2 separate regions of the Homo sapiens genome follow, and region 1 is linked to region 2. A link is a loop called in an ENCODE intact Hi-C map of the cell type or tissue named here. Cell type or tissue: heart right ventricle. All regions are shown on one strand. Links, peaks and the distances in the headings refer to the core of each region. The heading gives the core; the rest is flanking DNA. Region 1 overlaps DDX11-AS1 (DDX11 antisense RNA 1). Region 2 has its middle 55 kb from the start of LINC00941.

What was found. Peaks named below come from ENCODE experiments on the same cell type or tissue, not always from the same donor. Only the 100,000 strongest peaks of a DNase experiment are listed, where the experiment ranks them.
Region 1: it touches region 2 in a loop (9-fold over the local background); 13 of 110 quality-filtered maps call a loop at or near these places.

The regions. Positions count from the first base shown.
Region 1 is chr12:31,051,481-31,055,873 of GRCh38, forward strand. The region is part of intron 2 of DDX11-AS1 (DDX11 antisense RNA 1); the gene reads right to left. Among named protein-coding and RNA genes, the nearest start is that of DDX11-AS1, 20 kb to the right of the region's middle. In heart right ventricle, for the core only: a CTCF peak has its summit at 2,670 (motif pointing left); no DNase peak of the experiment used is centred there.
Region 2 is chr12:30,848,815-30,853,207 of GRCh38, forward strand. No RefSeq gene overlaps it. Among named protein-coding and RNA genes, the nearest start is that of LINC00941, 55 kb to the left of the region's middle. RefSeq lists enhancers at 1-69, 2,518-2,867. In heart right ventricle, for the core only: CTCF peaks have their summits at 2,453 (motif pointing right) and 2,654; DNase peaks (open chromatin) are centred at 2,097, 2,467 and 2,937; H3K4me3 peaks cover 741 bases; H3K27ac peaks cover 398 bases.

The DNA of each region.
Region 1 (4,393 bases), core at 275-4,274, 200 kb after region 2:
TTCTCGTCTTTATCCTTTTCATGCTAAGGAATTTCCTGTCTCCATTTCTTTTGTTCCCACCCTACTCTACACCCTCATGATTCCCTAACGGGACCACTTTAACAGCCTCCCAACACCCTCTTCCTCTTCTCTATACGATTCTGCTCTTAGCAGCCAGATTCTCTTTAGAACATGCATGCTGGAACATGCCACTCCTTGCTTTAAACCCCTCAGCAGCTCCCTACTGCTCTTAGGGTCTCAGTCTGCTCCCATATTCTCACTCACCCGACTCAGAATGTCCTGACCTCTGAGGCCTCTCACCCTTAGCCTACACCACTTCCTGCCCCTCTGGGAACTGCAGTCACACTGGTACTTTCTATGACACAAAGAGACCCCCCACACACACCACGTGGAAGTCTTCTGCCCTTGCCCTGTGTGTTCGTAGGCTGGCTTTCAACTTCGGGTCTGAGCTGGAGCATCACCTTCTCAGAGAAACATCCCCTGATGGGCCTAAGGGCTCCTCCCCCGTCATTTGGTCTCAGAACTCCCCTCAGCTTCCTCCCTTTTACTTAATTTGCATTTAACTGCTGATTTGTCTTTCCCCCACCAGAATGCTAACTTCTCAAGGGTGGGAATCTGTTTTTCTTGTCCTCCCCTGGATCCCCAGCCCCTAGCAGTGCCTGGTAATAGTAAGTCCTCAATATATAGTTGCTGAATGAATTTATGATTACTTTTTATAACACTGAAAGATTGCAAAGAATCTAATTATTCAGAAATAGGGTATTCACCAAAAAAATTATGATAGAATTAGTCAGATGTGGTGGCTCACACCTATAGTCCCAATGACTCAGGAGGCTGAGGTAGGAGGATCACCTGAGCCCAGAAGGTTGAGGCTGCAGTGAGATATGATCACGCCATTATACTTTAGCCTGGGTGACTGGTTGAGGCCCTGTTTTTTTTTTTTTAAAAAAGTTATGGTAGAATCATGTGATTGCCTGTTATGCTGTATAGAGGAATATATTATGGAATGAAAAAAATTACTAGTCCTATTTTGTGAAAAAAAAATCTATCAACATTCGGTTGTTTTTTGTTGTTGTTTGTTTGTTTGTTTTTTTGGTTGCTGTTTTAAAAAAAGACTGCAAGGACAGCTACCAAATATTAGCAGTGTTATCTCTGGGGTGAGTGATTTTTCTTCTTTTCCTTAAAAAAAATTGTGTATTAAGTATTTCCTACAGTGAAACAAGTATTGCTTTTATAGTGGAAACATGATTCTAAGCAGAGCTGTGCAATGCTGACCTGGCATGGGGTGGGAAGAAGGGGGTTAGGGAGGCGGTGCTTAGGGTCCAGAGTCTGAGTTGGCCTCATTCTGGTTTCAGCTCTGGAAGGAGTGAAGAATGAGTCACTGGAGCCCATCCAGTCCCTCATGGATGACATACTGAGGGCTCAGGAAGATGCCCCCTTGCAACCTGCCTCAGCTTCCAGGCTGAGTCACCTAAGCAGCTTCTTTCAGAAAGCCTTTCACAGGCACACTCAGGAAGAAGTACATCTTCAATTGAACAAGAAATAATATGAATAAAAAATGTAAAGAATAAAAAATGCACTGCCACACTGGTGGGGCAGGAGGGTGAAAGTCGTGCCCCTCACAATAGGTAATGTCTATAAAAGGACAACCGAGGCCATCACCAAGTCCACCTACAGAAGGCGGGTCTGTCTCAACCCCAGCTGTCAGTCACTGTGAACCTTTAGAACTGGGGCTGAAGCTTCTTCCAGTTGCTTGCTCAGATGTCAGTGAGACCGCTCCACAACAGATAAGGGGAGCTGTGTGTCAGGAAAGTCCCAGCCACCAGGACAAGCTGCACTCCAGGCAGACGTTTCTGTTCTTGTGCAAAGAACAGCGCAATCCATTCAAGTTCACAGGGGCAGGTGGCACTTGAAAATCTCAGGGTCAACTTGCAGGGCAGAAGTTAGCAGGGAAGTCTTCCTGGGGGAGTGGGAGAGCCCAGCAGAGTTTAGGAGGAGGGAAGGGCGATATCGGGGCAATCCTCTGAGTCTCTCTTTCCTCTTCAGGAACTGTTCAGGAAGACCCTGCAGTCTCTCTGCTGGCTCATGGGAGCTCCCAGAACTGAAGCAACATACAGATCCAGGCCACTCTAAGCTCTGCCTGCATTTTCACAGGGCACATTCTTGTGTATATGTGTGTGTGTGTGTGTTTGGTGCATGTGTGTCTGTGTGTGTGTTCTCTTCTTAATAAAACCAGCAATCACTGGACTAGGTAGGGCCCACTCTAATCCACTGAGCTCCCCTTACCTTGGTAACATCTGCAAAGACCCTATTTTCAAACAAGGTCACATTCCGGGTTCTGAGTGGACATGAACTTTTTCAACCCAGTACATCTGGGAACAGGCAGTCAAGGGTAGAAGAGATCAACCTGAGGATGAGGTTTGGATGCAGAGTTTTGAGAGAAGGGTGATCAGAGCTAGGGTCTAAGCAACATTGGTCTGCTCCCTTGGAGGAGAATTTTCCCTTTTTCCTTCTGCCCTTTAGCCAGTGCTGCAGCCACCTCCTCTCTCATAGCTGGCATTTAAAAGCCAAATGGATGCCACAACCTTCTAAGGCATCTAGATATGCAACTAAAATATTAAAAAAATTCCAGCAAGGTCAAAATAATCTCAGGCCTAGATTTGCCACCAGTGCCCTCTTCTGGGCAGCTTTATTTTACAGTAGTGTCACGAAACACTTGTTTGTCAATATATGTATTTGTGCACTAAGTGTCACCAGAAAATACATTTATGTCTGTTGGTTACAGCCTAAAAAGTTTAAGAAACCATGTTTAGATGTTTTCCCAGTCAGGAAAGGCCAAACTAAAAAGGGCTGTGTGTGTGTGTGCGTGTGCGCGTGTGTGTGTGTGTGAAAAAGAGAGATGGGGGCCCCCATTCCACTAAGAAGATGACAGAGGCTGTGCAGGTTTTTTCTCTGTGATCTCCCCTCCTCCTACAAATCATGCCCAGAGGAGGGATCTTGAGGACCTGCCCCTGCCTCCCCAGACCCATCTCCACACCCAGGCCATCCTGGGCAGAGGACAGCAGAGCTCACATCTCTGTGGAGAGCAGACTGGGCTCACTGCAGGCCTCTGTGTCATTGTTCATCTTCACTTCATAAGTCTCATTCTGAGACCTCTCCTGACACACCATGGCTATCTGGCTCTCCTGGGAAAAGCACTTACAACATTCAAGATAGAGAAAATCATCAGCAGCTGCCAACCCTCCTCCTCTTCCCTCAGCAAGTAAGGCATCACGCATGCACATATGCACACGTGCACAAACACATGAACTTGTGTACACACACACAGGCACACACACACATGAACATGCATGCAATTTCTGTGGCCTCATTTTCTTGTGATGGCTGATGAAGCCATGACGCCATGGAAGTGTTAAGATTAGGGAGAGGGTTCCATGTGGGAGGATGTCTGGTGTGGATCCAAGGAGATCTGAGTCCTGACTCCAATTCACTTACCCTCTGGCCCAAGTCACTTAGCCCACCCCATGCCTCAGTTTCTCTTTCTATGAAATAGGAGTGACATATGCCCTGCCTGACTCAGAGGCCTGTTGTGAGTTACAAATAAAGCAACAGATAAGACGGCGCTTTGAGACTGGGAAAAGTCAGCTTTGACCTAAGGGTCCTGGGCTGTGCCATAAAGGGCAGGGTGGGCCTGTGAGGAGGCCTACCTGTGAGGGCCTGCCCTCCCACCCCTACCTGCAATAGCTGAGCCTTTGGGCATTAGTTTGGCACAGCTGAGATGTCTGTGGCATCCTATTTTGATGGTGCCCTTGATTCTGACACAAGCTCCCTGCAGTAAAGGCACAGAAAGGAAACCTCACCTAGGAGGGTTTGCTCTCCCAAGCAGAGGGCAGTGAGCCGGAGTCCCTACTGAGCCTGAATCCTTCCTGAACTCCAGACCTGCCTGTACCAGAACATGTCTTTCCCTATGGGGACACAGTCCTCTGCTCACTGGGTCCTGTCTTCTTCAGCTCTGAGCCATGAGCTCTTCCTTTTCCTGTTTGTGCTCAGCTCAGTGCCTCTCTCCATCTTTATCCTCAGACCCCAGAAGGCATTAAGGGAAGATCCCAGTCCATCTTCTTGGAGCTGAGAGCTGGATCAGTGCCCCTGGCTTTGAGGCAGGGTAGGGGCAGTTCTCTCTCAGGGAGGCCTGCAGATCGCCACCTGCCCCACGGTGGGAAGGAAAGATGACAGGTGGGAGCTCCAGGTGGATTGGGAGGGGAGGGAGATGGAGTGGGCTTTGGCAAGGCATGGGGGGATAAGCTTGAGATGCAGAGTGGCAGCAGGCAGGCAACAACATTTCTGGAGACCACCAGGCACAGGACATGCTGGCCTGTCCTCAGGACAAGCAATG
Region 2 (4,393 bases), core at 252-4,251:
TCTAATTGCTGTAATATTTTGCCTAATTATCAACCTTATAACAGGATTGATAGTTGCAGGAAAGATTTAGTCAAAATTGTGTCGCTTATAGCAGGAGTAATAGTTGTGGATAAGAAGCAAGGATGAAAGTTTTACTATCATTACGTTTAATAGGACTTTTTCTGAAGGTTGGTAATATAATGTGCTCTAAGCTATAAAGAGAAGATTATAAAGGAAGATTTTATGTAAGAAAAGATTTTCATTGGTAAATACTTGTCCTAAAAGGAAATGACTGGTTGTTTAAAGGATGAATGCTTAGGGCAAGTCAGAAAGTTTAAGTATGTTGTAAGAGGGTCTGTGAAAGTCATGAAATTATTAAAGGAAAGGAATTGTCAAGATTAACATTAAAGTTATTTTAGCCACCCACTAATGTATTTCTCCCAAGCATATTGCAAGTTAGGAAAATGGCCTAAGCTTAAAGTTATTCTCTAATGGCAAGTCAAAGGGGAAATGTATGGTTTTCTCAAGGAAAATGTTTCTTTTATATTAATGTTTCTGGTAATGTACAGCGAGATACTGGTATTGCAATCCATGGTGTAACTAATAGGTATGAAACTCAGGGTCTATAGGACCCCCACTCACGGTGGTAATCTTAATACTCACATTCTAACCCTATATTTTAAATTTTCTTATAAAATTTATCTCTTTTCACCTGGAAGCAATCAAACTCCAAACGGTGCTGCGAGCAAAGCCACACGTGTTTGAAATGCTTGTAAAGAAATAGCACTTGAGCATCAGTTTATTTAGTAAGGCCATTTTTACTTCTTGCAGAAAGGGTACACTCGCCAGCAGTTTTGCCAGGAGAGTACACTGAACAAAGGAGACAGGGTCATTTATAACCTGACGCGTCCACCCTACTGCTGTGTCCAGTTTCCAATAGCTGGAATGGGACCTCACATTCTGTATTTGTCCCGATTGGCTAGCAACTTAGAACTTTTTAAAAGAGGCAAAGGTAGAGGAGAACAAAAGAAGGAGGAAGTAACTTGTGGAATGCTGGGAAAGGTAAAAACACTTTTAAATAAGGAAGAGGAACAGACTATGATCTAATGCTTGCTTGGACCAGTATAAGCATGCCAGGGCAAATATTTAGGCTAAATTGTGGGAGCTAAGAACATAAATTACATTGATTTCTTTATTATGGCTAGCAGATATTTAAGAATGTTAGCACAGGTCTTTGAATAAATTTTGCTTTTAAGAGAAGTTACTATTTATTTCTTATTAGACGGGGCGGAAAGTCTTTGAAGAGGAACCTCTACTTTACTTTTTACACATGGTCACGCCATTCTTCCAAGAACCCTTAGATAAACCTCAGGAGAAGGCACAACTGCTGTTCCCCACACAATACCCCTTTTCAGCAGGAAGTAGCCAGAAAGAATCGCCATCCAACACCCCCTGACAGCAGTTAGGTTTGCTTCTCTTGAGCGGGGGAATGATACAGGAGTTACTAAGAAATAATTTTTAGGCAGATAGAAAGGGTAAAAGGAATTCTCGGTAAGGCTTTTTCTTTTAATAAAAGCAACCCCAGACCTTTTCTTTTCTTTTTGAGACAGTCTCACTCTGTCGCCCAGGCTGGAGTGCAATGGTGCAATCTGGGCTCACTGTAACCTCTGCCTCCCTGGTTCAAGTGATTCTCCTGTCTCAGCCTCCCATGTAGCTAGGATTATAGGTGCCCGCCACCAAGCCTGGCTAATTTTTTTTTTTGTATTTTTAGTAGAGATGGGGTTTCACCATGTTAGCCAGGCTGATCTCAAACTCCTGACCTCAAGTGATCCGCCTACCTCAGCCTCCCAAAGTGCTAGGATTACAGGCATCAGCCACCGCACCTGGCCAAATCATTTCTTTTCTAACAGAAAGGCAAATTAAAGGGCCAGGCTGGCAAGCTTTGATATGCAAACGCAGGCCATTAGAAGCTGAGTCCACCCAATATGGTGATTCGTGCCTTCTTCTTGTCACCAGGTATGCCAAGTGTCATGGCCACCTCCAGGTAACTGCATGTGTTCAGGACATCAGAGCGGCCCACATTTGCACATTAAAAGGATAAGGTGGGAGGGCCGGGTTTTTCACGGGCTTCGTGAATGACACACCTGGTCAAACCAATCCCCTGGGCCCTCTGTGGGCGGCAAGCCACCCAGGTGACGAGGCAAGAGACTAAAAGCACAAGCTATTCCAGTATAATAAAGAAAATACTTAAAATAAGAATAGTTATATTAGGCATAGAATATAGATATGATTATATATGAATATTACTAATCATTAGTTTATAGCATTACTCTTTATTCTAATATTATAATAATCTTTGTTCTACAATTATAACCTAGGAAAAACCAGGACATACAGAGATAGGAGCTGAAGGGACATGGTGAGAAGTGACCAGAAGACTAGTGTGAGCCCTCTGTCACACCCGGACAGGGCCACTAGAGGGCTCCTTGGTCTAGTGGTAACGCTAGTGCCTGGGAAGGCACCCGTTACTTAGCAGATCGGGAAAGGGAGTCTCCCTTTCCCCGGTGGAGTTAGAGAAGACTCTGCTCCACCACCTCTTGTGGAAGGCCTGACATCAGTCAGGCCCGCCCGCAGCCATCCGGAGACCTAAACGTCTCGCTGTGATGCTGTGCTTCAGAGGTCACGCTCCTGTTTCACTTTCATGTTCTGCTCTGTACACCTGGCTCCGCCTTCTAGATAGCAATAGCAGAATTAGTGAAAGTATTAAAGTCTTTGATCTTTCTGAGAAGAGCATAGAAGAAATAATGACGTAAGCTGTCCTCTCTCCAGCTCGGCTACCTAAAAGGGAAAGGCCCCCTGTCCGGTGGACACGTGACTCACATGACCTTATTAATCACTGGAGATGACTCACACTCCTTACCCTGCCCCTTTGCCTTGTACACAATAAATAACAGCGCGACCAGGCATTCGGGGCCACTGCCAGTCTCCACATCTAGGTGGTAGTGGTCCCCCGGGCCCAGCTGTCTTTTCTTCTATCTCTTTGTCTTGTGTCTTTATTTCTACGACCTCTCATCTCCGCACACCAGGAGAAAAACCCACAGACCCAGTAGGGCTGGACCCTACAGCTCTATGCAAATCAGATACTGCCTCCTCCAGCCTCCCATATAACCGACCACTTTTCTGCCCTCCCTCTGTCTCTGTACAGGGGAGCTGTTCTCTTCTTTCTTTCTTCTTTCTTCTTTCTTGCCTATTAAATTATCCGCTCCTTAAACCACTCCGCATGTGTCCATGTCATTTTATCTAAATCAGCATGAGACCAAGGACCTGATGTTCCTCCAGTCATTGGAGCCATATCAGGGCCATTTACTTTGATAGAGAGACAAAGCTGGTTTAGTGATGGATAGGGGGCTTAGTCATTAAGGAACTCATTTTTGGACATGGTGAATTTGGGTATTAATAGCTTATAAAATGTAATGCTATCAGATCCATAACACTTTCCAGGAACTGTGGCTTTTTCACTGGGGTTTTAAGCTCCTCTGGGAAAACGAGGGGCAATGTTGGGCAGGAAGAACTCCCACCCTCCAGGAAGCCTGAGTGGACCATCCCTTCCCCAAAAGCAGGCTTCCTATCAAAGCTGCGTTGTCCTTTTCATCCTTTCTCCCTGCATGCCTCCATCCAAAAATAGAAGTGTGTTACCCTGCGGGTTCACTGAGCCTCCACATAACCACACATGTCAAAATCATGGAACACTGAGGAGGCCTTCTCAAAATATTTTGGAATTATCTACATTCAGTTTTAGTTTTTAAAACTTTAAAAAAATGCAATTGTACTTTAACTCACCTTACATCCTGATAGCATTATAAATTTGAGGATAATTTTAGAAAATGGAGATTATTTGTAATTCCCATGATATACTTTCTGGGAAATATAAGTAGTAAATTTGCATTTAATGATTAATTCCACTACTCCCTTAAAAACATAATATCTATGAGCAGTTCAGCAGTGAGGGACATTTAAAATAGAAAAAAAATCCTCCGTTAATATTTTTATGTTCCACAGTAGTAAAAAGGTGAAAGTTATTTGTTGGTCTCAATAAACGATGCTTGATCTTTTAAAAATCATTACTAAGTGTTTGATCTTAATATATTCCAAAAAGCTTCTCCTATAACTGTGCCTGGTTTCTGAAACAGATTCCAAGGAGACTATCACCACCAAAAGACTGCTCAACAACCACCCAATCTACGTTGTCACCCTTCTTTGATTGGATATTTCAATCAGTAAAAAGTATAGAGCACATTATTCATATATGTGTGTGTATATATGTATGTACATGTATACATACATATACATATACGTACACATACACATACATGTGTATGTATATGTATGCATACATATACATACATATACATAT